Regions from separate parts of the Mus musculus genome. Here all the other regions are linked to region 5. A link is a loop called in an ENCODE intact Hi-C map of the cell type or tissue named here. Cell type or tissue: heart. All regions are shown on one strand. Links, peaks and the distances in the headings refer to the core of each region. The heading gives the core; the rest is flanking DNA.

The links. Peaks named below come from ENCODE experiments on the same cell type or tissue, not always from the same donor. Only the 100,000 strongest peaks of a DNase experiment are listed, where the experiment ranks them.
Region 1: it touches region 5 in a loop (2.9-fold over the local background); 14 of 42 quality-filtered maps call a loop at or near these places.
Region 2: a loop joins it to region 5, with 3 times the contacts of the local background. A loop is called at or near these places in 4 of 42 quality-filtered maps.
Region 3: a loop joins it to region 5, with 4 times the contacts of the local background. A loop is called at or near these places in 8 of 42 quality-filtered maps.
Region 4: it touches region 5 in a loop (2.9-fold over the local background); 13 of 42 quality-filtered maps call a loop at or near these places.

Annotation. Positions count from the first base shown.
Region 1 is chr5:140,773,966-140,780,325 of GRCm38, reverse strand. The region is part of intron 2 of Gna12 (guanine nucleotide binding protein, alpha 12); the gene reads left to right. Among named protein-coding and RNA genes, the nearest start is that of Gm30745, 27 kb to the right of the region's middle. In heart, for the core only: no CTCF peak of the experiment used is centred there; a DNase peak (open chromatin) is centred at 3,151.
Region 2 is chr5:140,702,497-140,708,856 of GRCm38, reverse strand. It overlaps Brat1 (BRCA1-associated ATM activator 1), which reads right to left and starts at 3,846. Exons shown (of 14, transcript NM_181066.3): 1 at 3,782-3,846; 2 at 2,761-2,904. The coding sequence starts at 2,887. In heart, for the core only: no CTCF peak of the experiment used is centred there; DNase peaks (open chromatin) are centred at 2,816, 3,156 and 3,966; H3K4me3 peaks cover 2,508 bases; H3K27ac peaks cover 3,017 bases.
Region 3 is chr5:140,746,682-140,753,041 of GRCm38, reverse strand. It overlaps Amz1 (archaelysin family metallopeptidase 1), which reads right to left. Exons shown (of 8, transcript NM_173405.2): 5 at 4,771-4,899; 6 at 4,255-4,427; 7 at 3,711-3,887; 8 at 1-1,104. The coding sequence ends at 547. Gm30745 (a long non-coding RNA gene) reads left to right here and starts at 3,314. Exons shown (of 3, transcript XR_377171.4): 1 at 3,314-3,453; 2 at 3,726-3,882; 3 at 4,262-4,679. In heart, for the core only: CTCF peaks have their summits at 1,875 (motif pointing right), 3,253 (motif pointing right) and 3,848; DNase peaks (open chromatin) are centred at 3,331, 3,861 and 4,371; H3K4me3 peaks cover 540 bases; H3K27ac peaks cover 860 bases.
Region 4 is chr5:140,764,645-140,771,004 of GRCm38, reverse strand. All of the region lies in intron 2 of Gna12 (guanine nucleotide binding protein, alpha 12), which reads left to right. Among named protein-coding and RNA genes, the nearest start is that of Gm30745, 18 kb to the right of the region's middle. In heart, for the core only: no CTCF peak of the experiment used is centred there; DNase peaks (open chromatin) are centred at 2,464, 3,074 and 5,594; H3K4me3 peaks cover 536 bases; H3K27ac peaks cover 3,491 bases.
Region 5 is chr5:140,826,478-140,832,837 of GRCm38, reverse strand. It overlaps Gna12 (guanine nucleotide binding protein, alpha 12), which reads left to right and starts at 2,407. Exons shown (of 4, transcript NM_010302.2): 1 at 2,407-2,844. The coding sequence starts at 2,542. In heart, for the core only: a CTCF peak has its summit at 3,350; DNase peaks (open chromatin) are centred at 2,227, 2,867, 3,527 and 4,757; H3K4me3 peaks cover 3,020 bases; H3K27ac peaks cover 2,378 bases.

The DNA.
Region 1 (6,360 bases), core at 790-5,789, 53 kb after region 5:
CGCTTGAGGAAATGATACCTCCAGGTGAGTCTGTGAGAGGAGACTTGCAGCCTGTTCAGTGAAAATGAAGGCAGACTAAAGGCTGTCTCAAGCTGCATCAGGAGACTGGCCAGTAGCAAACCTCAGGAAAGGGCCTCAGAAAGGACCTGTAGAGAGAGACATTCATATCCATATGGAAGTCTGCGCCTCGGGAAGAGTAAAAATGGCTTACCTGCTATTTCTCTTGTCCTTCGTCTTGGTGACCTTGCCAAATCCAAGGCTCTCTTCTTAGAGCTGGGTTACCCTGTGGTAGGACATTGATGCATTTGTGTTGGTTGTGTGTGTAGACTGTGAATATCCACACAGAGTGTTTACAACCATCTGTGTCTTCCCATTGAAGGGCCATGGCACCCTTGTTGAAAGCAGCCACCAAAGTAGGCTTGTTTTGAGACATTCAGTTCTGGTCCACTGGCCTGTGCGCCCCTCTTTTGTAGGGCCACACTTGGGATCAAAGCTGTGTAGTGAGTTTAGGGTTTTGAAATGTGCATTCACTTCTCCAGCTTTAGTGTCTTTTTCTCACTATGGCTTCCATTTACTTTCCTCTGAGGACAGTGATGTCAGGGATTTTGTTGTTGCTGCTGTTCTTGTTTGCTTGTTTATTGTTTTGGAGGGGGTGTTGAAACAGGGTTCACCTGCCTCTGCTTCTTAAGTGCAGGAATTATGCACATGAACACCACACCCAGCAAGTTATTCATTAAGAAGGCTACTTAATGAATGAGAGGCAGAATTGGGTGCAGTGATAGTGTACCTCAGTAGTAGAGCCCCTGCCTAGCACCTGGACTCTATCCTTAACATCTGGACCTGTCACAGGGATCAGCAAGCTACAGCCTAGAGGATAAATGTCGTGTGGGTCATTTTAGTATGCTCCCCAGCCCCAGCTAAGAACAAGAATATGCAGTAGAAAAAACTATTTGTAGCCCACAAAATCTAGAATAACTGGTTCTTTATCAAAGATATTTGTTGACCAGATATAGAGATGTATTTTTAAATATCTTTACTGATCAAGGCAGCAGGGCTATGGATGGAGATGGAAATAAGCAGAAAGCAGTGTGAAGTCAGTGTGCTCACAGCATCGCCCAGCTCCACACAGAGCAACACAGGAAGAACAGGGGCAGAGGCCCTGCAGGGGGATTTTCCTGAACTCAGGCGCTTATTCTTTATGTATACAGGACTCACGCAGGCACATAGACGCATGCACATAGACGCATGCACACATGCATGCAGCCACCTACCCCATCTCTCCCCTCTCCCCTCTCCCCCGCCTCTCTGCCTCTGCCTCTGCCTCTCCCTCATTTTAAGATAAGCCCTTGCTCAGTAGCTCAGGCTAGCCTGTAACTCATAGCAGTCTTCTAGGTTCTGGGATCAAAGATGTGTGGCATAACATCTGGACTGGAAGAATTCAAAAGACAAGTCCAGGCAGGTGTAGAATTGCACACTTATAATTCCAGCACTCAGGAGGTAGACATAGCAGGATCAGGAATTAAAGACCAGCCTGACCTGAATGTGAAGTTTGAGACCAGCCTAGGCTATATGAGACCCTGCCTGAAAGCAACAACAAATATGCAAACCCAAGAGGGAAAGATTAGTAAGGTAAGTACCATTAGACCAAGCCTCCTCTGCCATCAGAGGTAACATAGCCATGGAAGTGAGAATGTGTGCAATTGTAAGCTCAGGTGCCAGTGCCTAGGCCATTCCAGGAACTTCCACACTGTGTCTGCAAGAAACAGGCAGCTCAGTAGGAAAATGAAGTAAATACACAGCCACATAGGGACCTGCCATCTCAGCATGCCTCGAGACATCCAAGAATTCTAAAATGCTGCAGGGACGGGCATCCTGCAGCTCTCCACACTCCACACTGGTGCTCACAAGAAGGCAAACCTGTGCTCCCAATCTAGAGGACAGATTGTGTTGTTACTGAGGTAAGGGTGTGCGCGCCCCGTGGCACAGGGCAGAAAGATTGTGTGAAAAGGCTCACCGTGGCATTACTCAACAGCCACAAATAACCCAAATGTTCCTTGGAAGTCAAGTGGGGAGCTAAAAGGTTTTATTCATGGCTGTGAGCTCACTGCACAGTGAGTCCCTCAGATGGTTCAGATGATACATACATTCAGGCTGTCATACGAATTTCCCGTGGCATCCCTCTTTGTTGTTGTTGTTGTTGTTGTTGTTGTTGTTGTTGTTGTTGTTGAGACAATCTAATGTGTCCATACTAACCTTGAACTCCTGGTCCTCCTACCTAAATGCTCGGTTTTCAGGTGTACCCCACCACAACAGTTGTGTTTGGTATGGACTCAGGGCTTACCAGGCAAGCGCTCTGCTCACCTGAGCCCCAGTCTAAATGTCATATGGTACAACTGGGCTGCACTACAAACTCAACTGCACTGTGGAGCAGGGCATAATGAGGTATGATAAGGGCACATAGATTCACATGCAAAGAGAAAAGGCCTGAACAGTAACACATGCCTGCAATCTTAGTGTCTCTGGGACTTGCTGGCCAGCCTATGTGAATGGATGACTGGTGCTATCTAAATAAATACGTGGAACACCATCAATCTCTGCACGGCCCGCCCACGCACACGCATGCACGCACGCACGCACGCACGCACGCATGCAACTACACAGAAATAAAAAGAGAAATCCCTAATGTTGGCACAGGTTACCTTTTAAAGATAAAGTGAGGGTTTTATGAGGCTGCATCTGGGGTTCAAGTCATGTCCCACTTTGTAGCTTGTTTAGACAAGTTCACACTGTGTAGCCCTGGCTGGCCTGGAACTCAGACACCCGCATGCCTGTGCCTCTGGAATGCTGGGATTAAAGGGTGCACCACCTCACCTGGCCCTGTGAGTTCTGTTGTATCGGTTAGTTGTATATTAGTATTTTATTTACTTCTCTGTCCCAATTTGCAATGTTGAGAACTGAAAAGGAAAGCAAGGAGCTGACTGTGCAAAGCTGATTTGTGAGGAGGTGAGTTGTGTTGTTTATAGGAGGAAAAGCAAACAGAAAGGAGGCAACCCAAACACTCCCTAGGAGCTGGGCAGCCAGATTAGAGCTCAGAGCACTCCTGTGTAAGGCCAGGAAAGCTAAGGGCTCTGGGTGCTGACGCGGCAGGAAGGCCCTGATCCTGCCGTGAAGGAAGCAGGCAGGAACCAGGACACATCTGTCTGTCCTGTCGTTGAGGACAGGCACATGTGCCTTGGGCATAGACGAGTGAAGTCTGTAGTGGCTGGACTACCTCTGCTTCCATAGTGGTCACATATGCCCACAGCCACAAAACCATACGTTCTCTGAGTTGACTGTTGTCATCTCACGCGAATACGGAGTTGGCTGGGCTGATCTCCAGTTCTCTGGGGCTCAAATGATCTTCCTGCCTTAGCCCCTAAGGGTGTTGGGAATACACATGTGCACTGCTGTACCCAGCCCTAAATGATTTTTGTTATGTTTATTTATTGTTTGTGTGTACATGGTCATATGCTAAGAAAGACTTGTGGTCAGAAGACAGTTTCTGGAAATCAGTTCTCTCCTGCTGTGTTGGTCTGGGGATTCAAACTCAGGTCATGCGGCTTGATGGCACATACCTTTACTCACTCGGCCTTCTTATCAGTCCCTAGATTATTTCTATTTTTAATTGTGCTCAAAGCATATTATTTTTGTAATCATAAAAGCCATGAGACATTTTAGGGATGGATTGTAAAAGTCAGACCCTGCAGAAACATGTTTTATGAAGTCTGTGTAGCATTTACAAAAGCAGGCTTTGGATTTAGCTCCCTTTGACTAGCTGTAACGTGCTGTGTGCAAGTCCCACCTCCTTTTACCCAGTTCAGCAGGGAGCAGGGGCCTATGCCCTCCAGGTCTGCTGCCTGTCATTGAAGCCACCGTTGCCTGGCTGTGTGGGGCAGCAGTCTCTCTCAGGCAAATTCTGGGAGATATATATATATATATAGGCATGTCCAGCACCACCTCAAAATCCCTCCTTCAGAATTTCTATTGTGCTCCAACCTGGGAGGTGAGTTCTGAAAAGAGGGTTCCCAGTGAGTGCAGGAGTTGAGCCGAGAGTGGAGCCTGCTGCAGCCTATATTCCTCACAGCTCCATGAGAGGAAAACTGTAGGTCAGACCACAGGAGGAACTGGGGCTTTGTCCTTTCAAGGAGGCTAAAGATGATTCTCCAAAGAAGTGAGAGAGGAAACGCTGACCTTAATAAAGCCTGGGTAATAGTCACTCCGGAAAAGCAAGGTCTGCCCTGATCTGGCCATCCATCCTTAGACAGGGGGACGCCTGACTTACTGGCTCATAGTGCCTTTTGCCTTCCTTCTGTTTTTAATTGTAGAAGAATGTGCTTTTTTATTCTGCAGTCCCTTGCCACCATGCCTATAGCTGAACAGCCTTACTGAGTGCAGGTCAAGGTGTGCATACCTGCTGGTGGGGCCTGCTGAGTGCCGTGGATATCACCATCTAACACGAAGGTCAGGAGATCAGAAAGGGAAATGCTTCATACTAAGACCAACTCAGAATCTTGTCATTGGGCCAGGGAGGAACACGCATGCCACTGTGCACTTGTGAAGGACAGAGGACAACTCTGAGGAGTTGGTGCTCTCTTTCCACTGTGAGTTCAGGCAATCAAACTCAGCTCATTAGACCTGAGCCACAGCACTTGAACCACCAACTCTTCTCTCCACCTTGTTTGTTAAACAAGGTCTCACTGTGTGTGGGTTAGACTGTCTAGCTAGCCAGTCCCTGGGATCTGCCTGTCTCTACCCTCTACTTCTGGGCTTACCAATGATGGCTGCCATGACCAACTCTTTATACAGATGTCAGAGATCAGAATCCAGGTCTTTTTGCATAAAAACACTGCCTACTGAGACATCACCCTCCCCACACCAGCACCCTTCCTTTTTTTTTAATGGCACCATCAAGATGAGTATCCACCCCTGAATGAGCAAGTCCTATGCAGAGCCAGTGCCCGCGCCTGTGGAGACCCATCTGTACAGTTCAGCTCACACTCCAGCTCATGCTCACGTGAGGTCTCTGCCATAGCCACGTTTGTCTCTCTTGCTGGCAGAGAGTGTGTTGCTGTGTTAGTTGTCCAAATCTTCTCAAAGTGCAGTCTGGGCCCTTCACCCCTGAATCAACTCCAGGAGACTGAATTAGGACTCAGCATATCTGTAGGATGCTCCTCAGGTATTTCTGATACCCTCTTGTCCCTACCATGTCTGCCCATTTAGAAATCTACTATAGTTCCTAGGCATTATGGTTCCTGCCCTTCCTAGGAAATCCCATCTCTTAGAACAAGGAGCCTAATCTATCCTGCATTTGGTGCCCAGGCTTCTTCAAATGCACAGAGACCAGGCAGTTCTGTTTCTCTGCTGTGTTTATTGATGGAGCTAGCAGAGGCTTCCAGCTACCAGCTGAGACACCAGGCACAGGGATCCTAGGCTCTCGTGACTCAAAAGAAGGAAAATCAATCCTTTAAACCGTGTCTCCCATTTGAGCAGAGTTTCATGGTATTGGCCTTGAGCTCATGATCTTCTTCTTACCTCTGCCTCCAAAGTGCTGGACTTACAGATATGCCCTGCCATGGGGGCCCCTCAAGCCTTGATTCTCACGTCGACTTCCACCTCTGTTGTTCTTTACTAATCTCTATTCAAAATGTCTTCAGGCCCCATCACTTAAGTTTCTGTCTCCCAAGGCAGCTCAAGCTGACTCTTGCCTCATTTCAGTCCACTCTGTGGTAAGATTTCAGCCAGATTAAGGCTATAAAATAGAAAACAGTTATGCCTTGCATGTCTATAATGCCAGCACTCAAGAGGCCAAGGTTAGGAGGATTGCAAGTTTGAGGCCAGCCTGGGCCAACGGGTGTGTCTATTAGAATAAACTTAGACACCCAAAATACTGATTAGAAGGGAACTTGTTTTACATGTTTAGAAAGCTAAGTGACAGGCTGGAGATTGAGAGATTGTTCCGATGCTCTTCCAGAAGATTCTGGTTCCATTCCTGGCACTCAGCTATAACTCCAGTCCCAGGAGATCTAACACCTGCTTCTGGCCTCAGTGGGCCCCAGGCACACATGTGATAGACAGATAAATGAGGCAGAATACCCAAGCATATAAAATAAAAAACGTAGGGAAATTTTTATTTAAAAAAAAAAAAAAACAAACACTAAACTAAATTTGCCTGTGACAGCTACTGCTTTCTGCACCTCAGGTCCTGTCCTTTGGTCTTAAGAGTCTGGTTCACTAATCTATCCCAAGAACACTGACCAGATCCTCCATGATACCTTAACCTTTAAGAACATAAGGCACAGGCTTTGCTGCGTGTTCTCCTGA
Region 2 (6,360 bases), core at 940-5,939, 120 kb after region 5:
ATGAGCAACATTTTGGGGTTTTGAGGCAGGCTTGAATTTGTTAGGTAGCTGAGGACGGCCTTGAACTGCTGAGCCTCCTGCCTCTACCTTCTAAATGCAGGGATTATGGGCATGTAGCACCATGCCTAGCTTTTTCTTTTCTTTTCCTTTTTGTTTTTCTAGACAGGGTTTCTCTATGTAGCCCTAGCCTAGGACTCAACTCTGTAGACCAGGCTAGCCTTGAACTCACAGAGATCAGCCTGCCTCTGCCTCCTGAGTGATGAAATTAAAGACATGTGCCACCAGGCCTGGCCCTGGCTTTTTCCTTTTGTTGGGAAAGTAAGGGACAGTTGCTAGGGACTGAACCCAAGGCTTCACCCAGTGAGCTACATCCCATCGCTTCTTTGTTTGTTGTTATTGATTTTGCATTTGTGTTTGTTTGTTTGTTTGTTTTGGAACAAGTTCTTCTAATCCAGGCTAGCCTTGAATTTGCCGTGTAGCTGAGGCTAGCCATGAACTCCTAATCCTCCCACCTTTGCTTCCCAAGTGCTCTGCCATATCTGGCTGCCAGCCCCCCCCCTCTCTCTCTTGCTTTCAAAAGGATCAAGGTTGCCTTGAACTCACTGTGTAGCCGAGACCATAAACTCACAATCCTCCTGCCTCAGTCCCAAGTACCTGGGCTAATAAGCCTGCACCAATAGGCTCAGTTCTATTATGTTGGACATCTTAAAAATTACAGGAAACTGGGAGAGAGGTGGGAACTGCCTGCCAACGGATACCTAGCTACGCTGGGAACAAAAAGTTTACATAATGAGACCATTCACCCCCTAACTTGACTAAAGCCCACTCCACTGGCACACTTCATTTCCTATCCATTCATTTTATATGCATTTTCAAGATAGGATGTCCTTCTGTAACCCAGGTTGACCCTGAACTATGTAGCCCAGGCTGGCCTCAAATTTGTAGCAACCCATCTGTCCTGGCCTCCCAAGTGTTGAGATTGTAGACCTGAGTCACCATGCCCCGCTGAACTGGTAAACTTTGAATGGGTGGACTCTGTGCATGTGAATCATATCTCAATAAAGCCGTTTAAGAATACTTGCAGGACAGATGTAGTGGTACACACACTTAAACATGGCAGACGGAGGCAGAGCCAGGTAGACCTCTGAGTTCAAAGCCAGTCTGGTCTACACAGTAAGTCCAGGCCCAGCCAGGGCTACACAGCTGAACCAAAAAACAAGCTGCCTCCAAAAAACAAGATGGTTCAGTGGGTAACAGTGCCTGTCCTTCAATCACGAGGACCTGAGTTCAAATCCTCAGCACTCATATAAAAGACTGGGCATAGCTGCAAAAGCCTCTAATCCTAACTAGAGAATCCCAAGAGCTTCCTGGGCGGCCCAGTCTCCTGTAATAACAGACCTTGCCTCGAGGCAATAAGGTGGATGGAGACGAATGGCAGAAGATATAATGTCCTCCTGCCCTGCTCTGACCTTCCGAAGTACATGTCTGGGTGTGCATGCAACACACACACACATGCAAGCACACAGACATGTATCACACATATATAAAAACACGAGGCCAGGTATACTAGCATACTCTTTTAATCACAGCACTCAGGAGGCAAAGGCAGGAGGATCTCAGAGTTCAATGGTTCGAAGCCAGTGTGGTCTATAAAGAGAGAAGGACAGTCAAGGATACAAAGAGAAACCATGTCTCAAAAAGCAAAATACACAAATTCAAAACCTAATTACAAAAGTACAAGGCAATAAACCTTGTAGGATTCAACTAACATGTTACCTTTTAATCATTTTAAATTCCATAACTTAGAAAACAGGTGAGACAAAACACAAAAGAAAAGGTAAGGGCTGGGGTTGAAGCTCAGTTGATCAAGGGCTTGCCTGCTATGTAGGAAGCCCTGGCTCTATCCTCAGCATCTAATACAAACAGGGTGTGATGGTATATACCGCACCATCCCAGCATCCAGATCTACACAAGGGAGGACCAGAGGTTCAAGGTCATCCTTGGCTACGTTAGAATATGCTTCAAAAGAAAAGAAAAAGAACAGAATAAGCCAAAGAAGAAATGAAGGAAGGAATTAATGACAAGACAAGGCTAATGGAACCTGTCTGAAGAACATGATCAACCAATCAAACAGGAGAGGTAAAATTTTCATTTGCCCAGGAACTCTCATGCTCAAGGAAAACCAGTATAGCACTTAAAAAAAAAAAAAAAAAAAAAAAAGAGTCGTGTGCGCACTCCTTTAATCCCAGCGCTCAGGAGGCAGACACTGGCAGATCTCTGAGTTCCAGGTCAGCCTGGTCTACAAAGTGATTTCCAGGACAGCCAGAGCTACACAGAGAAACCCTGTTTCAGGAGAAAAAAAAAATGGAAACACATACAACAATGCCAGTGATTAAATTAAGGTCCACCCACACAGAAAGGATGTAACTCTGGCTGGCCTTGAACCCAAATTTAGCGTTGTTAATGTCCTCTTGTCTTGGCTTTTAGATGACAGGTCCCACCACACCCACCCAGAGATCTGACTTCTTCAAGACAAGCCAGATACATAGAAGACAGCAAAACAAGGTAGGTGCGTGCTCTGCAAACTCCTAATGTGAACTGTGGTCGGAGCCAATGGGACTGTCACTACATGACTCCACAGTTCAGGTCAGTCCCTAGTACTCCATCTCCCCTCTCCCTGATCAGCCACAGCCACAGGGCCTCAAGGAAATGAAGTAAAGACACCACGTGGATGGACAATTCTCTAAGCCGTGTCCTCACCTGCCTCTGTCACTGTTTTAAACCAGTCCAGCAGTTTCTCCAAGCAGGTGTCATCTGCCACCAGCTGTCTGGGATCTGCCAAAACAGCACAGAGAGCCGGGAGGAGCCTGGAGCATTCTGGGTCCATGATCAGGCAGGCAGTTCCTACAGAGGAAGGGAGAGGTCAGCCACAGATTTGATACCAACTACCCTAGTTACAGGCAGCCTAACTGGGGGATGGGCCCAGACAACTTCACGTGGACCAGAACTCTTTTTTTTTTTTTCCTGAGACAGAGTTTCTTTGTGTAGCCTTGGCTGTCCTGGAACTCACTCTGTAGACCAGGCTGGCCTCGAACTCAGGAATCCGCCTGCCTCTGCCTCCCAAGTGCTGGGATTAAAGGCAAGCCACCACTGCCCTGTGGACCAGAACTCTTAAGTCCACAAAGATGCTAAGCTCAGTCCAGGGGAACCTGGACAAGAGGATTGAGCCCTAGAAGCTGCTCTGTGGGTGAGGACAGGTTAGTCAGAGCCACAAGGCCTTTGCTGTCAAAGCCTGTTAACTTGGGGGTTTGGTGTTATGGGGTGGGGGTGTAGCTGTCTATTAACCTAGCTGCGAGAACAGTCAGGGGATCAGCCAGGTGCGCAGGAGACTGTTCACCCAGGCACCTGATCCCTAAATCCGTTCCCAACGGTCAAGAGAAACCTGGATGAGACAATCCTCCAAGCCACGGAGGAGTGCGCAGGAAGGTGGGTGTCACAGCCCAAGTCGATAGAGGCTGCAAGTGACAACCCCGCGGCCTCCAACTAAGTGTCTCTTCAAGACAGAAATATGCATCTTGGAGGGCAATGATTTTTGTGCTGTCTGGACCCTGACATGCATCGTCCGTACCTCCCAAATCCGGGTAAGAGGTGCGCTCTCGGCGACTGCGAGTTAGCCTAGGGGTTCTAATCCCGCCCCCGCATCCCTCCGCTACGGGAATTAGGCCCGAGAGTGCAAAATGCACCATTAGACTGCCTGGCCGAAGCTCGAACTCCGCCTTACCAGGATCTCCACCCCGGCCTGCGTGCGCCTCGCCCGCTGAGGTTCCGGTGTCTAAGGCAGGCCCCGCCTTCCCCTCCGCAAATTCCGCTTTACGCTGGCCGAGGCCCCGCCCTCCCCAGGTCCTGCCCCATCTCAGAGTTCGCTTCACGCAACGCGAGCCTGGCCCAACAGCACAGGCCCCGCCCCGCCGCGGGAATTGGCTCCACCTCGCCAGCTTCAAGTCTCACTCCGCCTTCAACGAGGCCCCACCCCTCAGACACCGCCCCTGACGGAAGTTCCTCTCCACGTTGCTATAGGCTCCGCCCCTCAGTGTTGCTCGGGTTTCCGTCTCCACAGGCCCCGCCCTAAGTCTGTACCACGTGACGGACATGGGGAGGGGTGTAAAGAGCGGGGTTGACGCGCTTGGAGACCAGTGATGACCCTGCCGTTCCGATCACCCCTAAGGTTCAAACCCTGTAAACGCGCTCCAGCTGTGTGCAGTTTGGCATTTTCACACTGTATCAATCTCTCGGAATTATCACGTCCCCGCCAGGGCGTTCTATGGTACGTGCCCACGCAGGCAGTGGGCGGAGCGTCCCCAGGCGGGCTCGGTGTGGGCGTGGCTTTCCGCTGGGAGGCAAGGCCTCGCTGGCCTCAGGCCACGTGTCTAGGCTTTTTTTTTTTTCCTTTGGTTTTTCGAGACAGGGTTTCTCTGTACAGCCCTGGCTGTCCTGGAACTCACTTTGTAGACCAGGCTGGCCTCGAACTCAGAAATCCGCCTGCCTCTGCCTCCGGAGTGCTGGGATTAAAGGCGTGCACCACCACACCCGCCTTGTGTCTAGGCTTTTAAGGTCTCCGAATTTTACTGGGTCTTCTAGCCCTTGCTTTCAGCTTTAGCGTTAGGTGTGGGCAGCAGCAGGTGAGTCAGCACAGCCGGTGCTGAAACCCTCGGTTCCCACAGCGGGTAGCGCTAAACTCCGGGGTCTAGAGTGTCAGGACCCTCCAGTCACCAAAGCCTGTATTTCTGTAGCTCTTCACAGCCCCAGTCCTCTATCCCCGCTTGCCTTCTGTCTGCCATCCATTGTTACCAACTCTTCACAACTTCAGCCTGCTCTTCTAATAAAGATTAAAAGTAGGCCATCGGGAACTAGAGAGATGGGTCAGTGGTAAAGAATACCTTTTACTCTTCCAGAGGAACAGAGTTTGGTTCCCAGCCCCGAGGTCTCACACACACACATACACACACACACACACACACACAATCTCTTTTAGGGCATGGTTCCCGAATGCCTAGAGATAGAGTAAGATAATGCTCATCTGCCCTGGAAATCAGACCTGTGAGCTTGGTTGTCTCTATCTTGGTAATGGGAGACCCCAGCATGTTGGGCTTCTGCAGAAAATATCACTGCAGGCTGGAGAGATGGCTCAGCTGTTGAGAGCACTGACTGCTCTTCCTAGAAGTCCTGAGTTCAATTCCCAGCAACCACATGGTGGCTCACAGCCATCTGTAACGGATTCTGGTGTATCTGAAGACAGCTACTGTGTAGTCATACACATTAAATAAATAAACAGGGTTTCACTGTGTAGCTCTGACTGTCCTGGAACTCTATAGACCAGGCTAGCCTCAAACTCAGAAATCTGCCTGCCTCTGCCTCTGCCTCTGCCTCCCAAGTGTTAGGATTAAAGGCATGTTCCACCACTGCCAGGCTAATAAATAAAATCTTAAAAAAAACAAAACCAAAAAACTACTCTGCGTTTACATACTGAGTCTGGGCTGTTATTCTTTGGCAAATCATGGGTCCTTAGACAAGCAAGAAAAAAAAAACCTCCCAGGAGAATCCTTGTATTAAGCTTAATGTTGCAAAGCCACCCAGTTGCAGAGAGCTGTTTACTCAAAAAAATGAATGTGTGCTGGGGAATAGTCCCTTTGCAAGCCTAAGAACAGGAGTCGCCAGAATCCATAAAGGAGATGGGATGGGGGCGGAAGGGGACAAAATAAAAGGAGGGCATAGCGATACACATTTGTAACCCCAGCATTGATGAGGCAGACAGGATCACGCGCGCGCGTGCGCGCGCGTGTACACACACACACACACACACAGAGGCAAATGACATACTGTTTTCATCTATCACTGGCCTGCTGGGCCACCAGGGAAGTGCTCCCTATCTGGCCTGGGTTGGAAAGCCACGGAATCCTGGAGAGTTCAGAGAGGCTTGTGATAGCAAACCGTCAGCTGAGGGTTTAAAGCAGTTGGTGCTGGCCCATGGGCAGTCTTATCCTCATGGCGCCAGACCCCAGGTCTAACAACTAGGGAGTCAGTCACCTTGGCCCCCAACATCTCAGTTTCTTTACAGAAAAAAAACAAACATGTAAATAGGCTGATGTCCCCAATCTCAAATCTTGCGTATCGTTAAGGATGGTGCTTTATGCTCTCTTTTCAACTCAACATGGCGACCCTCGGAACCTCTGCCCACTGGACTACATAGTTGCAGCCAGTGTTTGCCGAAATCCAACCCGGGCTCCTGAAGTTGGATCTGAGAGCATGGCTTCCAGGTAGAAAGTTAGTATTGCCTGCGGGAAGCCAATTAATTCACGCATC
Region 3 (6,360 bases), core at 856-5,855, 80 kb after region 5:
GCAGAAAGGCATTCTAGCCATGGAGAAGAACCCCGTGTTAGCAACACAGGTCAACATCAAATGTTGGTGCCAGAGAGATGGCTCAGACATTAAAGATGTGGGCTGCACTTGCAGAGGACCTGAGTTCAATTGCAAACAAGCCACATGTAAGGTGGCTTACAACTTCCTGTAATGGCCTCTGCTGCCCTCTTCTGGCCTCTGTGGGCAACTGCACTCACGTGCACAGACACACAGAGATAGAAACAGACATACACAGCCACATAGCCCATGCTGCAGGGTGGCCCAGAGCCCCCTCCTGCAGGGTACAATTAACCATGTAGCAACCTCCTGCCTCTCAGCGTCCTCTGCAGGCCACACAACATGGGAACCCTGTGGGCAAGCACCCAAAGAGCATTTCTTTAGCTTCTGGGGAACCTTTGTTTTAACCCTGCAGATACCAGAGGACCCTCAGTCACTGGGCACCCCTGGTTGGTGAGTATCCTCAGAGGAAAAAAAAAATAATGCCAGGAGCTGACTTCTCGGCATTGGCTGGTCCATCTTGCCAGGTTAATTCTCTGCCCCCCAGCGGCAGTGGGAAGAACTGGCCTTGGCAAATCTTCGTGAGCTCAGCCGGCGCCTCAGGGAAGAGAACTTGTCTCCCAGGACCCTGCGCAGTCCCACATTATCCTTGCCACAGGGCACGTGCTGCTTGGTCACCGGGAGCTGCCCTGTGAACATCTCCCACCGGCTCAGGGCATCCACAGCCGCATCCACCTGGAGCAGCTCCTCTTCAGCTCCCTCCCTCTCCAGGGTCTGGATGCACGCAGTCAGCCACTGTCCATACTCCTCCATGGCGTCCACCGGCCCCCCGAGGGTCAGCGACACTTCTGAGGCCATGAGAGAGCCCAGCCCATCCTCAGATACTGGTTCAGGTCCGTCAGGGAAGGGATGACTCCACCCATCAGGGGTGACAGGCTCTGACGGGCTGGTGACAGGCTCCGTGTCACTCTCACAGCCCATGCCTGAGTCAGCACTGAAGGGTAAGGTGTCCTCCGACACAGATGGCTCCCCAGCCTCTTGACCAGACCATATCTCCACCATCACCCGAGTCCAAGCATGGAGTCTCTGCGGGAAGAAATATAGGCTAAGGTTGGCGATGGAGTCACTGAGGACCACCCCAGGAGCCGGCATGGAGCTGGAGCCATGAGGTCCCTGGAGGTGGGTCTGAGGACTGGAGTCCAGGCCACAGCCGAACTGGACTTTCCAACTCCCAGAAGCCCACCTTTCACACGTACTTGGCAAGATGGCTGTTAACCCAGCCACTGCTCAGAGTTAAAGTACATGACGATTACAGTTAATCTGAACTTTTATGTGTTTGTGTGTGTGCGCATGTACACACACGTACATGTGTAGGGTACACACACGTGCATGTGGAGGCCAGAGATCAATACCACGCATCCTCATTTCATGCCTCGTTTTTTTGTTGTTTTTTTTTTTTTCGAGGCAGGGTTTCTCTGTATAGCCCTGACTGTCCTAGCTGTCCTGGAACTCACTCTGTAGACCAGGCCGGCCTTGAACTCAGAAATCCGACTGCCTCAGCCTCCCGAGTGCTGGGATTAAAGGTGTGCGCCACCACGCCCGGCTCACACCTTGTTTTCTGAGACAGTCTCTCACTGAGCCGAGAGCTCACCATGGTTAGACTGACTGGCTAGAGAGCTTCTTAGACCCTACTGTCCCCAGCATGAGGGTTGCTTATGCCTGCCCCACACCCAACTTTTTATTAGCTGCCAGGAAACCAAATTCACATCCTCATACCCACTAAGATATCTTCCCAGCCCCTACAGTTCAAACTTTGTTTCCACTGGGTAATATATATATCCTGTACATGTAGTACCCACAATGGCCAGAAGAGGGCGTCAGATCCTGCAAACCAGGAGTTAACTGGCAGTTGTGAGCTACCAGACATGGGTACTGAAACCAAACTATTCTTAAGTCATCCCTCCAACTCTGAAGTAAAATGTTTTTAAATCAAATGTTTTTTTTTTTTTTTTTTTTTTTTTTTGGGTTTTCGAGACAGGGTTTCTCTGTATAGCCCTGGCTGTCCTGGAACTCACTCTGTAGACCAGGCTGGCCTTGAACTCAGAAATCCGCCTGCCTCTGCCTCCCGAGTGCTGGGATTAAAGGCGTGCGCCACCACGCCCGGCTAAATCAAATGTTTTTAAATCACATTTTCTGCCCCTAAATGCCACCTACCATCAGCTGTCCTGTGACATGAGCTTCCCAAAGCACATCCCCAGATGGATGCCCTTGTGTGACACAGCACATGCCCAGATGTGCTATATATTGTGTGACAAGATATAGCTTTGAGGCTAGGTCTCACTTAGCTCTGCGCCCCCTGTCAGATCCTCAGGGACTGTCCTAGTGACAATGAGCTGACCCCACCTCCTGCAGCAGCTAGAGCCCTGCTAATTCCCATGCCCTACCCCCAGAAGGACCTGGCCACCCCAGGGTGCCAACCTAACTCCTGGTGACTTACATCCTCTCAGCTCCATATGCACACCATGGCACCTGCACACACAAACAGATGGATGAATAACAAACCTTATAAAACTGAGAGGGAGCAGGAGAGATGGTTCACCAGTTAAGAGCACTGTCTGCTCTTCCAGAGGACGCAGGTTCAATTCCCAGCAACCACATGGTACCTGACAACCATCTGTGACTCCAGTCTCAAGGGACCTGACCCTCTTCTGACCTCCATGGACACCAGACACACACATGGTCCACATACATGTAGGCAAACACTCATACAAATAAAAATAAAAAGCTTTGCCGTTTTTCTTTCTGGTTTGTTGATTTTGTTTTGTTTTTGTTTGTTAGTTTCAAAACAGGGTCTTCCTATGTAGTTCTGGCTGTCCTGGAACTCACTATGTAGACCATGCTGGCCTCAAACTCACTGAGATGCCTGGCTCTGCCACTGGAGTGCTGGGATTAAAGGTTGAACCAACACCACAAAATCAAAGAAGAAAATGCCTGTGGGGAGAGAGGCTTCCCACAAGTAAGTAAGTTGAGCCTAGGCACTGGAAACAGCTGATTTTTACACACACAGGGATATGCCCTCCATGCACTGAAACCTTTAGCTTGATTTCAACCTAAGGTGGATTTCGAGAAAAATAAGCAGCATTTGTATCTGACCTCAAACCCTGAGCCTATGTCATGGTTTGCAAACGAGCCTTCCTACAGAGATAAAGGCTGGAGGTTACTTGTAGCAACACTTCATGCTGACAGCAGAGGGCAGCACCTCCTCTTCAGCTCAGCCAAGAGAGGCTCTGTGGCTGGCTGCCCCTCTGGACACCAACTTCCCCTTTGTCCTAGGAGCTGCACTACCTCTGGGTACAGGATCTCCCGTGTCCACCACGGAGCCGAGGGGAGGAAAGAGGACATGGACATGTAGAGAAGGAGCCTTACCAATGCTCTGTAAATATAGCACTTATGGAGGGGAGGGGTGCTCTCCTGCACTATTCCACACAGAGCAGCCTGATGCCACTGCTACTGCCACCAGCCTGAGTGTTCCATCTGCCAGAAAGACCCGCAGCCCACCCTACCCTCTGGAATGATGGTGCATGCATGTCATTTGGTGTTCTCTCTGTCTCTATCTCTATCTCTCTGTCTCTCTCTATACACACACACACTCTGTCCCCTCTCACTTCCTCTGTGTGGCTTCCCCGCCTCACCTTGTACCTCTCCAGGAGCCTGAAGCCCAGGAGGTGATGCAACTTCCTCAAGCAGATGGGACAGAGGTCCAGGGGCCGACGGAGCACCTCATCCAGGCTAAGCGCCCCCTGCAGGAGGCAGCGGAGCCAGCGACAGCTCCCCAGGCCCAGGAGGTGGCAGAGCTCATGGCAGGTGACCTAAGGGGGACAAGGTACCAAGCCTCGCCTCAGTCTCAGCATCCTGGAACTCCCACCTAGGGATCCCCAAGCCACTGGGCAACCCTGGAAGAAGTCCAACACCCTGGGTAACAACGGATCCCTAGGCAGTGATCCAAGCATCCCCCTTACTACGTCCTCCGTAGTGGCTCTAAGAGGCCACACAGCATGAGGAGGCTTAGAAGCCAGCCAGACCCAGGGCCAGACCCCAGAACCCTTTGGGTCATCTCTTTGTGGTCTTGAGCCGTGGGGTCTTTTAGTCTTGGATCGCTCACTCTTTAAAGTTAGGGACCCCTTTTAGCACTGACTACGCAAGGGGCCTCTGAGCCTTCCTGTCTCCTGTGCTCACCTTGCAGCACTGAACCATGCCCAGGGCGCTGAAGCACAGGGTCCGTCCTCGCTCACGAGGCAGCGTCTCGGGGCCACCTGCTGCTGCTGCCTCCAGCAGAGCTGAGTCAGGAACACTGGACCCGGCCTGCAAGAACTCTCCAGAGAAGCGAGCGAAGCTACACACACCCACTTCTGGGGAGAAGCCAGAAGAAGTAGTCCAAAGGACAGCCATGGCTCAGGAATCTAGGGTGAAACCACCCCAGCACTTCCTGCAGCCCAGGACAGCCAGAAGAGGAAGTGGTCCCCTGGCCCTGCCATATGCAGTTGACTCTGGGGACCAGCCCCTTGCCCAGGGCCCGTGAGAACATAGCCTCAAGCTTGTGCACACACCCCACCCCACCCCTACCCCCACCCCCACCCCACCCCTACCCCCACCCCCACCCCCAGGAGAGAACATATATGCATGTCCTGCACTGGTGTGCTAAGACCACATCATTCTGCCTCCTAGGCAACAGTTGCTAGGACCTCAGCTCACCGTGCCCCGGAAGAAATCTGCCGAAGGTGAAGGTCCAGGCATCATGGGGGTACAGGTCAGCCAGCGTGAGGCCCAGCACGCACAAGGCATCCCCTGGCTTGTTGTTCTTCAAGAAGGACAAGATGCCATCTGCAGGAAGAAGGTAGGGCAAGCAGATGAGCCTCCCATTCCATCCCTTGGTCTGGGACCAGCCCCTCTCAAAGCTGGATGCAGCAAGCCACATCTGTGGTGAGACCCGGAACCCAGATCAGCTAAAGAGGAGATGACCAAGGAGCATGGACCTGGCCTGAGAGTGAGGCCATGGATCCCTAGGGCCAGTCACGTCCTGGGTCTCTGTCTCCTGAGCCATGAGAGCCGATCTGGCTATAACAAGGCCCTCACCTTCCATATGAGGAGGCCGAAGGGGCAGTCGAGGGCTGAGGTGAGTGTAGTGTTTGCCATACAGACACAGAGCCCGAGTCTAATCCCCATGACCCAGGTAAGAAAGCCAGTCCCAGGGGCTTGTAATTCCAGCACTGGGAAGGCAGAAACCACTAGATCCCTGGAGCTCACTGGTCAGCCAGGGCAGATTAGTGAGTCCCATAGCAGTGAGGGACCTGCTTCAAGAAAACCAAAAGGGATATCAGTGAATGAGGAAGACCAGACCTATGACATCCCCCCTGCCACCCCCACAAGTACTCTCTCACACACACGTACTCTCTTACACACATACATATACACACTCACACATACACTCTCTCATATACACATATTCTCACACTCATGTACTCTCTCACACACATACACACTCTCTCACACACACATATTCACGCACACTCATACACTCTCAAATTCACACATTCGCACACACACATTCACATAGCCTCACACACACATTCACACACATATTAACACAGTCATAGACTCTCATGCATACTCACACACATTCACACACACACACACACACATACTCTCTCACACTGGAAGACACACACATGCACATACACACACACACATGGCAAAAAGAGCCCAGGAAAGAACAGGCACCTGAATAGTTACCCAAAAAATACCCACACCCAGACCCCTAGGCCCAGTGAGAGGTCCCTCAGCTGTGACTGTGGGTGAAGAGGATCGTGGCTCTGCATCGCCCAGAGAGTCAAGGTCAGAACAAGGAACCTGAGCTACTCAGGGAAGAAGGAGGGAGAAGAGGGAGACCTGGGTGGCCAGTGGGGCCCTGGAAAGCCAGGGGAGTGACCACAGAGGAGGAAAGGACACGAGACAAAAGAGCTGCCCAAGGAAGTCTGCTGTGGACAGAGGCAGAGAAGGAAGGCAATGGGACTAGGAGCGCCTTGGTGAAGATCAAGATGGAGAACAGCACGAGAGAGGGAAGCAGCTGCGTCTGGGTCTGCTAGGCGCTGCTAACAAAGCATGGAGTGGAGCCTCTCCGCGGTTGTGACACAGTACAGAGGGGAAAGAGCGCACTGGAACAGAGGCAGGCCAGTGAAGGAGAGGGGGGCCAAGGACTTGCGAGTACCGCTAAGGGCAGGCATCTCTGGGGAGAATGTCCCAGCTGCATCCCACTCGGAGGATGGAACTCGGGGATGATACAGG
Region 4 (6,360 bases), core at 864-5,863, 62 kb after region 5:
TTTTAATTTTATTTATTCGGGGTGGGGGGTTGCTCTCATGTGTATCTGTGCACCATGTGTATACCTGGTACCCAAAAGATTCTAAGGGAGACCCTTGGATCCCCCAGGAACTGGAGTTACAGGGAAAGGGTTGTGAGGCACCTCATAAGTGCTAGGAATGAACCCTGAGTCCTGTGCAAGAGCTGCCAGTGCTCTGAAAGCTGAGTCAACTCCAGACCTATCTTATATTTAGAGGCAGGGTCTCTCACTAAACCTGGAGCTCACCAATCGGTAGACTGACTACTAGCCATCACTACTCCCAGTGCTGGAGTTTCAAACACACACTGCCATGCCCTGGTTTTTCCGTGGGTTCTGAGGATACTTCACCTGCTGAGCCAAACCCCCCAGCCGGCCCATAGATGACTGCTTTAATTTACCATTAACATGTTTGAGTTCCCTCAAGTTCTCCGTGCGTGCAATATCAGGAGGCCATGCACTTTAGTTGCTGTGTTACATTGTGTGGATGAACGGTGTTTTCTCCACTAAGGACAGTGCTGCTGTGAACAGCTCTGTCTGGAGCTTAGACCTGGGTCTTTGTGCATGCTGGGCAGGATCACCACTGAGTTCCATCCTAGCCCTCTTCTCGATGTATATTTTGGGACAGTCTCACTCAGGTGCCCGGGCTAGCCATGAACTTGAGATCTCCCTGTCTCAGCCTTCCTAGTGGCTAGGATTGCAGGCCTGAACCACGAGACCATACTGTTAGGAAGCTTTTAAATGAGAGATAAATATGGACAGTGCTCACTAAGGGCTTTATTCTTTTAGGGTGTGGTTTCTCCCTTATGTCCAGCATTATCCTGTTTTCTGTGAGAACTGGAGCCTCTTGGTAATGGTAACTTTGCTGATTTTTGTAGTGGGGTCATTCCCTGGGGAGGAGTCTGTCTAGGTAAGCATTTAGAGAGCTGTGAATGATGAACAGCAAACAAGCCTGCTATGATGTCCCCCTTTCTATCCTTGCTAGTACAGACAACTGAACCTGAGAGAGAGCGCTTTGTGAATGTGCATATGGGGATGCACATTAGCATGCACACTTGCTTGTGGCTGTCCTCAGAGGCCAGAGAGGGTGTTGGATTCCCTGGAGCTAGAGTTATAGGCAGTTGTAAGTCATCTGATGTGAGCACTGTCAACCAAACTCCGGTCCTCTGGAGGAGCAGCAAGTGCTCTGGCCCCCATTCCCACCTCCCAATTTCTCAATGAACATTCTCTTCTAAATAAGAACCCACTGGCTATAGGGTAGAATATGATAAAAATAGTGTATCTTCTCCAGCCAGCTTCAAGAAGCTAAACTCTGTGATGTACCTCTATTTACCAAGCTTTGAACTTTTTCAAAAAAAAAAAAATCAAGTTAAATTCTCCAAAATGTGGAAAACATGTTGCTTTGAGAGACAAGTCATTGACACCTTTCAAATGTCCTCTTTGTCCAAAAAGTCCCTGCTGCTCAGGCTATGGGAAGATGACACTTCACCTGGCGCTATTCCTGCATAAACGGCTAATGTTGCTCCAAGGAGGTACCCTGAGGTGGCCTGGCGTTGGCTTCTGAGCATTCCAGACTGTGCTGTGAAGAGCCCTCTTAGTGGCCCTGCTGTCAGAGGAGCCCCAAGTCTCCATTCTTGAACAGCTGGCACATTGGTTCGGATTGGTTTGAGACAGACTCTTCCCTACATCGCTCAGGAGCTCCCTGCCTTAGCCCCCCAAGTGCTGGGATTACACACATGTACCACCACTCCTGGCCCGACACCAGTTCTAGAAGATGAAAAGCTAGGCCGGGCGTTTACTTCACATCCATAAAGGGGAAAAGTGGGATGTTAGCTAGGATTTGCACTCTGCTTGGTTGGCAAGTTGGTTTCATATAAGCAGTTTCATTCATTTGTTGAGTTCTTCCTGCCTGGGCCTGTGCACTCCCCTCCACAGGGACCTGTGTGGAAGCTGTCTGCTGGTGACAAACGAGCAGAACTTTGTTTATTTTGTGGGAGGGTAGTGCTAGGCGTCAGATCCAGACCTCATACATGCCAGGCAAGTGCTCCACCAAGAGCTCCATCCCAGCCCTCAGTTTGCTTTATATTTTGACAGGAGCTTGCCATGCAGCCCAGGCTGGCTTTGAGTTTAGGGTGCTCTTGCCTCAGTCAGCTGCTGCTCCTTCCTTCCTTCCTTCATCTTTCCTCCTCCTCCTTCATCCTAACCCTTCTCTTCCTCCTCTTCCTCCTCTTCTGCTCTGAACCAGCCTTAGACTGTGGGCCTCTTGGTGTCACCTTCCTGGTGCACATGAGTCTGGTCTGTGAGTGGCAGGTGTGTCACAGTGTTAGCCTCAGACAGTAGCCGGAGTGGATGTTTACTGTGTCAGACAAGGCCTTGACTCATCATGAGCCAAACAAGAGAAGCATCCCTCAGAGGACCATTTGTGCTGGAGCTGAGCATCTGCCATGTGAAGCTGTCACACTGGCAAGTTGGCAAGTGTATGCTGCCATTCATGGTCAGATGAGGTCATTCTGTGTCTACATCTCCAGCGGGACATGGGAACAGCAATTCTGCTATTTACACCACTGTGCACACCACCGTGTGCGGGTGTGTGTGTGGGTGTGTGAGTTGGGGCGGGGTCTCCTAAAATCCTGATAACTTCTCATCAGCAGAACATTCAAGAAGGGAGAGCCTCTGAGAAGAGGAGAAGGCAACTTCTGTTTGTTATCTCTGGTCAGAAGCCAGGAAGGAGATCTCAGCTCCTTGTCCAAGTCCAACTTGAGAGTGCTAGTTGAAGGGATGGCTTGCTGAGTCAGTGGTCCTGGGGCCACAGGCTCAGGAGCCAGAGCATCAGGCAAGAGGCAGCACAAGGGCTCTTTATGAGGAGCAGGAGGCCTGGACAGGCCCTACAGGGGAGCCTGGGCCTCCCTGCCCTCAGCCTGGCCTCCCAGCTGGCCGCAGCGCCGGGGCTGCATGGCAGAGCTTGCCTCTCCTTGCTTCAGAGAGCCCACTGCCCCACAGCACGGATGACTCAGTGTCTGGCAGGCAGAAGCTGCTTTGAGCCTTTTCCTTTCCCTTTTGTTCAGCCTGGAGTGGGGGAGGTCAAGGCCTTGTCATATCCAGCAGGAAGATGCTGTGACCCCTTCCCTTTGGCAAGCCGCCATCGGCAAATGGGAGGGACCGTCATAGGCCTGGCCCCTCATTGTCTTTCAGCTCCGTGCCCCTGTTCTTTGAGAGGAGCTACTGCCCTTATTTAGATGGCCTAGTGTAGTCTGTGGGAGACACGGTTGCACTTCACTGCTGGCAGAGTCTGATCTGTAACCTTTTGTAGTCCACACTTCTGTTCTCTCAGGCCATGCATGTAGTGAGGTGAAGAGTTCAGGGGTGTGTGTGTGTGTGTGTGTGTGTGTGTGTGTGTGTGTGTTGTATATGTTACAGAGTATATTTGTGCACGTGTGTACACATACATGTAGAAGCCAGAATGTTAACATTGGGAATTTTATTCTCTCTCTCCATCTTAGCTTTTGAGCTTAGCTTTTAAGACAAGGTCTCTCTCTCCCTCCCTCTCTCTCTCTCTCTCTCTCTCTCTCTCTCTCTCTCTCTCTCTCACAGACAAGGTGTCTCTCACACAGAGACAAGCGCTCTCTCTCTCTCACACACACACACATGAGTGGGAAACTATGTGACTAAACCATCTTTCTACTTTTAACTTGCTTTTTGACTATGGCCAAATTAACATCTAAACTTTGGTTTCTTCAACTGAGAAAAAAAGGAGATTTTACTGAACCCTGTGTGTATGTGTGTGTATGGTGTAGTACTAGGGGGATAGGGTCAGGACTTGGCATGCTAGACAAGCATTCTCACACCAACCTGAATTTTCAGCCATGGCTTTGGAGACAGAGTCTCACTACGTAGCTCAAGGTAATCTTGTGCTCTTGATTCTCCTGCCTCAGTCTCCCTAGTGTTGTGACCACAGACCTGTTGCCACCACTTTTGTTAGCAGCCCCAGCTTTTCATTTGTTTGTTTGGGATGTTGCTGGCCCAGGTTCGTTCATGTGTTCACTCTGTAACCAGGCTGGCCTCAAATTCAGAGATCCACCTGCCTCTGCCTCCTAAGTGCTGGGATTACAGGTGTGAGTCACCGCTGCCCAGCTCCGGGTTTTCATATCTTAACACAAGGATGTTGGAGGCTTGAACTGCTGAGTGGTTTGGTTTCCAAGTCTTTGCTTTATTTGGGAATGGGGTAAAAGTCCAGGGGCTTTCCAGACACAGCTGAAGAGACAGGTGCTGGCTCACAGCTAGGACTTCCCAGCAGACGATTGGGTTTGCTGACTGTTTAGTAGGAGCTAAGCCAGTGGGTGTGTGTAGGTCCTTCTCTCTGCTTGGGGGTGTCTACACAGGTACTAGACAGTGGACAGTTTGGGGTCATTAAACTAGGAAAGGGGAAATGTCTAGCATAATCAGCCTTGAAAAGTACACATTGAACTGACAAAATGGCTCAGTAGGTAAAGGTGCCACTCAGGCCCTAGAGCCAACTCCTGATGGTTGTTTATCGTTCTCTCTCTCAATCTCTCTCTCTCTCTCTCTCTCTCTCTCTCTCTCTCTCTCTCTCTCTCTCGCACGCGCACACACACACACACACACACACACACACACACGTTAAGAAAGCCAGACATTGTGACACACACCTTTAATCCAGCTTTCAGGAGGAAAGAGATCTCTGAATTCAAAGTCAGCCTGGTCTACATAGTGAATTAAAGAAGCCAGAGCTATATGGTGAGACACTGTCTCAAAAAAACAACAACAAAAAAGAGTCTCTAAAGTGTTTTAAAGGGGTAAAGACGTGTGACTTTATGCAGTAACCAGGACCTCTGAGGCTCGAGGCACTGCTGGGGCTGAGAGCACTGGGAGTATGACATTCTCTTTTATAGCTCATAGTTCCTTACCTCTAAATACTCCTTCCCATGGCTGGATAACTACAGCCACACTGTAGCAACTGAGAGCCACAGATGCCTTTCCTCAGGTAGTATAGCACGTAGGAGCAGTCCAAGTCCAGGTGTCATCTGTGCCCTCATCTAGGTGTGTGACTGACATTGCCATGTTCTTTTAGCTGCCAGGAAAAAGACCTTTCTCAGCTGTTCCTCGGTACCCAACACCCTTGAGGAAGGCCTCCAAAGCCCTTGTGCACACCACTGTGCTGTCTCACCAACTCTGAGTCACTACTGCACTGAGTAGGGACTCTCCTTCCTCCTGCTGATGCTACCACCTAAGCTAGCGAACAGAAATGTCTAACAATCGTCAGCCTTGAAAACATACACACTGCTGCCAACCATGAGACACCCTGGTCAGAGGAGGGGACAGTGTTCCTGAGGATGACACCCAAGACTGTCGTTCAGCCTTTGCCTTCATGCACACTCAAACACACACACACACACACACAACTCTCTCACGCACCTAAAACCCCATATAAGGACTCTTCCTTCCTTCTGCTTATGCTACTGTCTGAGTAGAACTAACAGGGAATGGCCTAGGCTGTGAGCTGTCACCACTGCCCAGCCTGCTGGGATGACATGGTGGAGCCACTGTGATCCAGCAGCTTCCTGCCTTTGTGTTGAGGGAGGAGACGGGACCAGGAGAGGGGAAAGTCAGCACAGGGGCTTGACCCACTTGGTCTCTTGAAACGCTGTCCTTGCAAGCCAGGTGGGACAGCTCTGTGAGGAGCACAGGTCGCCTAGAGAGGTGAGAACTCGTTTCTGAGCCTTAGGTGCCTCTTTCCACCTCAGAGCTTGACTGCCAACCACCAGGGCTGCCTTGCTGCTTATTGTGGGGGCTGATACAGGGAAACTTGAGTGCTGCTGTCCCTAGAACAGAATCCTCTCCTTTGAATCATCCCTGTGACCTTCCCTCCACTGCAGGAAGGAAGTGACTGTTCACCTCTTCCTCTGGGCCATCTGGGACAAGGGACAGAGAAACAGACAAACAAGAGCTGGGCTCTGTGTGTACATCTGCTGTCTCAGCACAGAGAAGGCTGAGGCAAGAGGATCACGAGTTGAGGCTAGCCTAGGCTGCATCATAAGACCTATCTCAGAGGTTTTAAAACTAGAACAACAAAAAATAAACCACACTTAGAGGCTGATGGCCCCTGTTCTCAACCTTTTGTCAGAAAGTCACAAGCTATAATGGGTGCCCTGTCATGGCCTGAAGACCCACTTGTGATATGGCCTGGGTGGCAGTGTATTTGCCTCACAAGCATGCAGACCTGAGTTTGAGCCCCAGAACCCACATAGGAAACCATGTGGTGGCACATGTTTGTAATCCCAGCATCTGTAGGCAAAGACAGGAGAAACTCTGGGGTGCCTTGCCAGT
Region 5 (6,360 bases), core at 623-5,622:
GGAGAATCTGAAACTCATTGATTCAGCTGGCCTGGCTGGCCAGTAAGCTTCCAGAATGATATTCTCTCTCTCTCTCTCTCTCTCTCTCTCTCTCTCTCTCTCTCTTCTCCTGACCTCCACTAGGGATTGGAGCCACACACTAGCACCCGGGCATTTTCCATAGGTTCTGGGGAATCAAAAGTCAGGGGTCCCCGCTTGCTCTGGCAGGCACTTTACTGAGCCAGCCATCTCTCCAGCCCTCCGATTGTTTTATTAGAGCTACCCTGTAACTTGCCTCTCTCCCAGCGGTGTGGAGAGAACAGATGACATCAGATAATGTATGTAAAGCACTTTAGAAATTACAGCATGCCATATAAATGCCAGGGGTAATTAAGAGACTATTATGGAGTGCATGGATACACGTGTTTATTTCAAGCACTTTAGCCTTTTAGCAAATGTGAAGGATATGGCCAGAACCCTTGTCAAAGTCCCAAATTAGATACTATCAACAGTATATAATTTCTCCCATAAAACACCACAATGTGTCACTAAAAAAAAAAAGCTAAATGGCCCTTTAAAATAGTTAATGATTCTATAAACACCAGCATCAAGCTATTTATAAAGTTATTTGTAAATGTCTGGAGCATTTGCCGAAAACTGTGAATTAATTTAGGTTTTTAAAACTGAATAAGGTTTGAACTCTAGTCCATGGGTTCAGATTCCCCCATTTTCTGTCTTAGAAACATATTCTTAGGTGTCATGGCATGCATTTAGGAAGCAAAGGCGGGAAGATCAGGAGTTTAAAGTCATCCTTGGCTGTAATTTTCCCAGCCTGAGATAAATGAGACCTCTCTTAAAAGACAATAAACCGTGAGCTGGGGTGATCCCTTAGTGGGTACAGCATTGGCTTCAAAGGAGTGAGGACCTGTGTTCAGATTCGCTAGAATCCACACACAGCCAGACGCAGTAGCAGGCATCTGTACTCCAAGCAAGATGGGAAGTAGAGATGGGCTATCTTCAGTTTCTGAGCCAGCTACCCCAGCATATGCAATGGCAAACAATAAGAAACCCTGCCTCACACAAGGTGGAAGGCAAGGGCCAACACCAAAGGTTGTCTTCTGTTTGTAATAGAAAGTGGGATATGGAACAGGTACACATATTGAAAAAAAACATTTTGAGACAGAGTCAAGCTTTAGTCCAGGCTGGCCTCAAATTCCATATTTTCCTGTCTCGGGCTCTCTCAATACTGGGATTATATCACACAAGCTTGACCTCCTCTTGCAACATCATCTCTAGCCAAGATGGTGAGAGAGTTACTATGTAGCCCTGGCTGGCTTCAAACTCATCTCAATTCTCTTGCTTCTGTAATGATTCTCCATGCAGCACCAACACCCTTCAGACACCACACTTCAGACCACTATTCCACATCAAACTGCCTGAGTGATTATGACAAACACAGATGTGTGTGTGCGCGCTCGTGCATGTGTGTGCAAGTGTGTGTGTGTGTGTGTGTGTGTGTGCGCGCGCCAGTGCACATACATACAAAGGCCAAGAAGTCGCTCAACTGCCTCCCCTCTGTAACGTTTCAAACAGCTTCTCTCACTGAACCTTAAGCTTATCATTGGGGCTAGGATAGCTGCACAGCAAGTTACTGGAATTGGTCTTATCTTGGGTTTTGAGAGGTGGGGTTACAGGCACAACTGGAAATTTGAACTCATGTCCTCACACTTTCACAGTTCTTTCCCACTGAACCATCTCCCCTTAATCATATTTTAAGAAAGTGCCTAGGGAGACCCATACAATAATTTTGTTTGTTTGTTTTCTCCTTATTTGGGGCCCATGTAACACTCAAAGCAGCTTTTGTTTGAAAATGATGACCCACCCTGCTTCAATGTTTTTGGAAGGAAAACGACTGAGCTTTCTCCCTAAACTTAAGAGCAGGAGGACCTCATCGCTATTTCCCAACTTTGCAGCCACATCTTGGGCTCACAGCCGGACCAACCTGGGAATCAAGGCAGAGAGTCACTCTGTACACCTGGCACTTTTGGCCTCGCCCCATTTCCCACAACTTCCAATCCCAAGCGTAGTTATTGTGACTGACAAACGATCAGAGCACTTCTAATTGGTTGCGAAGGGCTTCAGCTCCTCCTCCTCAATGGCCCCACCTCCCTTTCATTCTGAAAGAAAGAAGTTTGCTCAGCAGTCCAATAAGAAGCTCCCTCATCGAAAAGATCCCGCCTTTTTCGGCACCGGCTCCGCCCCAAGGACCACAGGAGTGCCCGCCTCCTCCAAGGCACGCTTGTCCAGTAAAAAAGCGCGCTGCCCAAGATAGAAGACTTCCCAACCAATAAAAGAGTTTCTGCGCGGCGCCGCCCCGCCCTCCGCGCCTTCCCCTCCGCCCCTCAGCCGGCCCGGCGAGTGAGGGCCTCGGGGCGGCGGCGGCGGACGCAGCCTGAGGGAGCGGCGGGCGGGGCGGCGCCTGGCCCGGCAGGGCCGCGCCGGCTGAGGGGCGTCCATGGCGCGCGGGCCCCAGCGGGGCGCGGCCGCGGCCTGAGGGCGGCCATGTCCGGGGTGGTGCGGACCCTTAGCCGCTGCTTGCTGCCGGCCGAGGCCGGAGCCCGCGAGCGCAGGGCGGGCGCGGCGCGCGACGCGGAGCGCGAGGCCCGACGGCGCAGCCGCGACATCGACGCGCTGCTGGCCCGCGAGCGGCGCGCGGTGCGGCGGCTGGTCAAGATCCTGCTGCTGGGCGCCGGCGAGAGCGGCAAGTCCACCTTCCTCAAGCAGATGCGCATCATCCACGGCCGGGAGTTCGACCAGAAGGCGCTGCTGGAGTTCCGCGACACCATCTTCGACAACATCCTTAAGGTGACGCGCGGCCCCGCCCACACACACCTGGTCCAGGTGGCGCGCGGGCCCCGCCCCCTTTGTTCTCCACGGACCCGCGACCCTGCCACCCGGCGCCCCTCCCTTCCAATAGGGACCTCAAGCAATGCAGTTGGGGTTACTCCCGTGACCTCCCAGGGGCGCGATAGATTTGCAGAGCCCTGGACGCTTGGGGACCGTGGGAATGCAAGCTGGACCACTCTCAGGGACTTGGGTTACAAATAGGGTGTTAGGGCTGGACACGTGGATTGAGGGTCGCCAACTCTCCCTGTCCCTCCAGCATGCAAAGTTTATAGTGTAGGTTGGAGGACATCAGCCTTCGTTTTTTATTTGTAAATGAGAATTGACCATTTTATTCCCCCCACCACACACACACACACACATTATATCATATACCCCAGACTGGCCTTGAACTCACTCTGTAGCTAAGAATGACCTTGAACTCCTGATCCTTTCTCTCCTCAACTTCTCAAATCCTGGAATTACAGAGGAGGAGGGCGCTGTGTCACCATACTTTGTTCGTGTAGTGCTGGGATTGAATCCAGAACTTCATGCGTGCTAGGGAGGACATTACTAACTAGACTAAGTTGCCAGTGTTTGTATTTTTGAGATAGGGAGTCATGAAGCCCAGGCTGGCCTTGCCATGTAGACAAGGCTGACCTTAAACTCCTTATCCTTCTGACCCGTCTCCCCAGTGGTAGGATTACAGGCATGTGCCACCCATACTTTGTTCTTTAAACCTTTTAGTATGGTGATTTAACATACACACCAAGTTAGGTGAGATGTTAGAAGGAGCTTCGAGACACCCACTACCCAGCATTGAAACAAGGGTCAGTTCTGTGCCAATCGTGTTCGTCCCTAACCACCTCCCTACCTGTACCCCCGGCCTCACCCCGACCCCAGTCTCCAAGTTAATCCAAGATATATAGTTGTATTAGAAAACATCTTGGTATGTGACACTAAACCTGCTTTAAAAGCATATGTACAGGACCATTATAGAACTAAAAAAAGGAAGAGGAAAAAAAAAATTAGACTAGGAATATGGTTCAGTGGGAAAGCACCAGTCTAGCAAGTACAAGCCCAAGGCGTCCAACCTCTACACTGCAAAACACAAAAACAAAGAACCTTCCAGAAGCCTTCTCATGTCATTCAGGGTCCACGTGTCCTTCATTGTTGCATAGTTGTTTTGTCTGTTTGAACTAGATGCAATAATCCTCATGTGGTAATGAACTCAAGGTCCTGTCCCTTGTGCCTTTTATATTCTGTGCCGTATATGTGAAAGAAACAGTCATGTTGACAGAGTCTAGGATCAGTGTTAATACAGTGAGTCTTTGCAGAAGGGTCAAAAAGAAAGTTGTGGAGAACTGGGCCTGTAGCTCTGTAAGTCTCTTCCAATGTGCATAAGGCCCTGGGTTGAGTGTGGGATAAACTGGTCAAGGTAGCATTCTCCTGCATTTTGAGATTCTCCTGCACTGTGGAGGTAGAGGCAGGAGGATTTAAGTTCAAGGCTTAGCTGCATGGACGGTTTGAGGCTAGCCAGGACTATGTGAGAGCCTGTCTCAACATTGGAATAAGATGTAGCAAAAGTCTAGACACAGAGTCTATTCTGCACCTAGATTAGCTTCCTCGTCAAGTTTCTCATCTCTCTTTTTCTTCTTGATTCTTTCCAAGCCCCTGGTTTTTTGGGGGGTGGGGGGACAGGTCTGAGGAACACGGTTTCAAGCAGGTAGAGAGGTTTGTCTTATCAGAAAAGCTACCCTCGAAACTAGATTTTTACAGGGCCTTGGTTTTTTTTTTTTAAGTTAGCAAGGGGACGCAGAAGCCCATCTGGGACACGTCTTTCAGTTCGGCCTTGAGAAACCTTGGTGTAGGGCGGTTGGGCTGGGATCCTGGGAGCCAGACTTCCGGGCCAACACTCCCACACTCAACATGTTTGTTACTAAATGTTTCATTTTAATACAAGTAGCTCCTCTGGGTTCAAGATGGGGAAAAAATCTTATGAAGGAAAAATCACACACTTTTCACCTTCCAGAGAGAGCCTCGGGGAAGCAAGGGGTTCTGGCCAAGTGCTTCATAAACATTAATGCAAACCTTAAAGGGATGGGTATATTGTTCAGAATTCCCGGCATCTTCAAGGATTTTGTAAAACTTGACTGTCACTCAAGGCCTGTTTTCCAGCATCTCCTTTAAGGAGCCTGGTTTTATTTTTGCTGCTTTTCTGAACCCCAGAGCCAGGTAGGCTTGGAGGGCTCAGTTTCTTTCAGCTTGGGAGGCAGAAAAACTATTTGGGAACATAGATCTCAAGTCTACTTTGCTCTATTAAGTGCGTTTTAGAGAAGTCAGTCTCCTTCCTGTGCTCATCAGCATCCCCTTTTCCTGGCTTCCTGTGCTCATCAGCATCCCCTTTTCCTGGCTTCCTCTATGATTTTGTTGAAAATATCGTCTGGGTCTTGTAGTTGGAAATCTTCTCCTTCTGTTCCTATTATTCTTAAATTTGGTCCTTTCATCCTGTCCCAGATTTCTTGGGTGTTTTGTGCCATGAACTTTTTAGATTTAGCTTGCTTTTTTTGACATAAAACCTCTTCCTGAGTCCTTCCATCTCCAGGACTCCCTCAGTTTGTGTTGTCTTTATTGCTTCTAGTCCCATTCTCAGGTCTTGGACAGTTTTATTCGTTTCCTTCACCGGTTTGATTGTATTCTCCTTAAGGGATTTATATATCTCCTCTCTATAGGCCTCTATCATCTTTATAAGATTGGATTTAAGGTCATCTTGTACTTTGGCTATGTTAGGATATCCAGGGCTTGCTGTAGCAGGGTAACTGGTCTCTGGTGATGCCATGTTGCCTGGCTCTTGTTGATTGTGTTCTTACACTGCCCCTTAGCTATTGTCCCTCTTGTTGTCTGGATGTTCTCAATGTCAGCAGGACTCCTGGGGAGGCAGGCAGAGCCTGAGAGTGGATCAGTGGATCGCAGGAAACAGGACACTGCTCACCTCTGCTGGCTGTGCCCCAGTGGACCTGGCAGGCTGGGGATTAGTGGGGAGGGTTATAAGCTGGATGTTCCTGCCCCTTACTCCCCCCTCAGACCTTGGGGTGGGAGCAGAACAGCAGGGAAAACCATGGGCCAACAATCTTTTACTGGCTTCCTTAGCAACAGAAGCAGGACTTGTTAATAAGGACTCTGCTTGTTTGGTTTGATACAATGCCTTTTTTTAAAACTGGATTCATTTTTTTTTTTTTTTAGTAATAATTTAAAATTTTTAGTCCTTTACAATTTCATACATGTATAAGATGTCTTTTGGTTATTTTTAGACCCTATCACTCTCTTCCATTCCCCTCCTAGTCCCACTGAGCCCCTTCTAACAAATCCCTCTTCTACTTCCACACCATCTTTTCTTCCCAACTATTTTACTCATTATTGAACATGTTTCATCTGCTGTAATTAATTAGAATTTAATTTTTCAACCTTAAACCCCTCCCACTCCTCTTCCCATCCTGG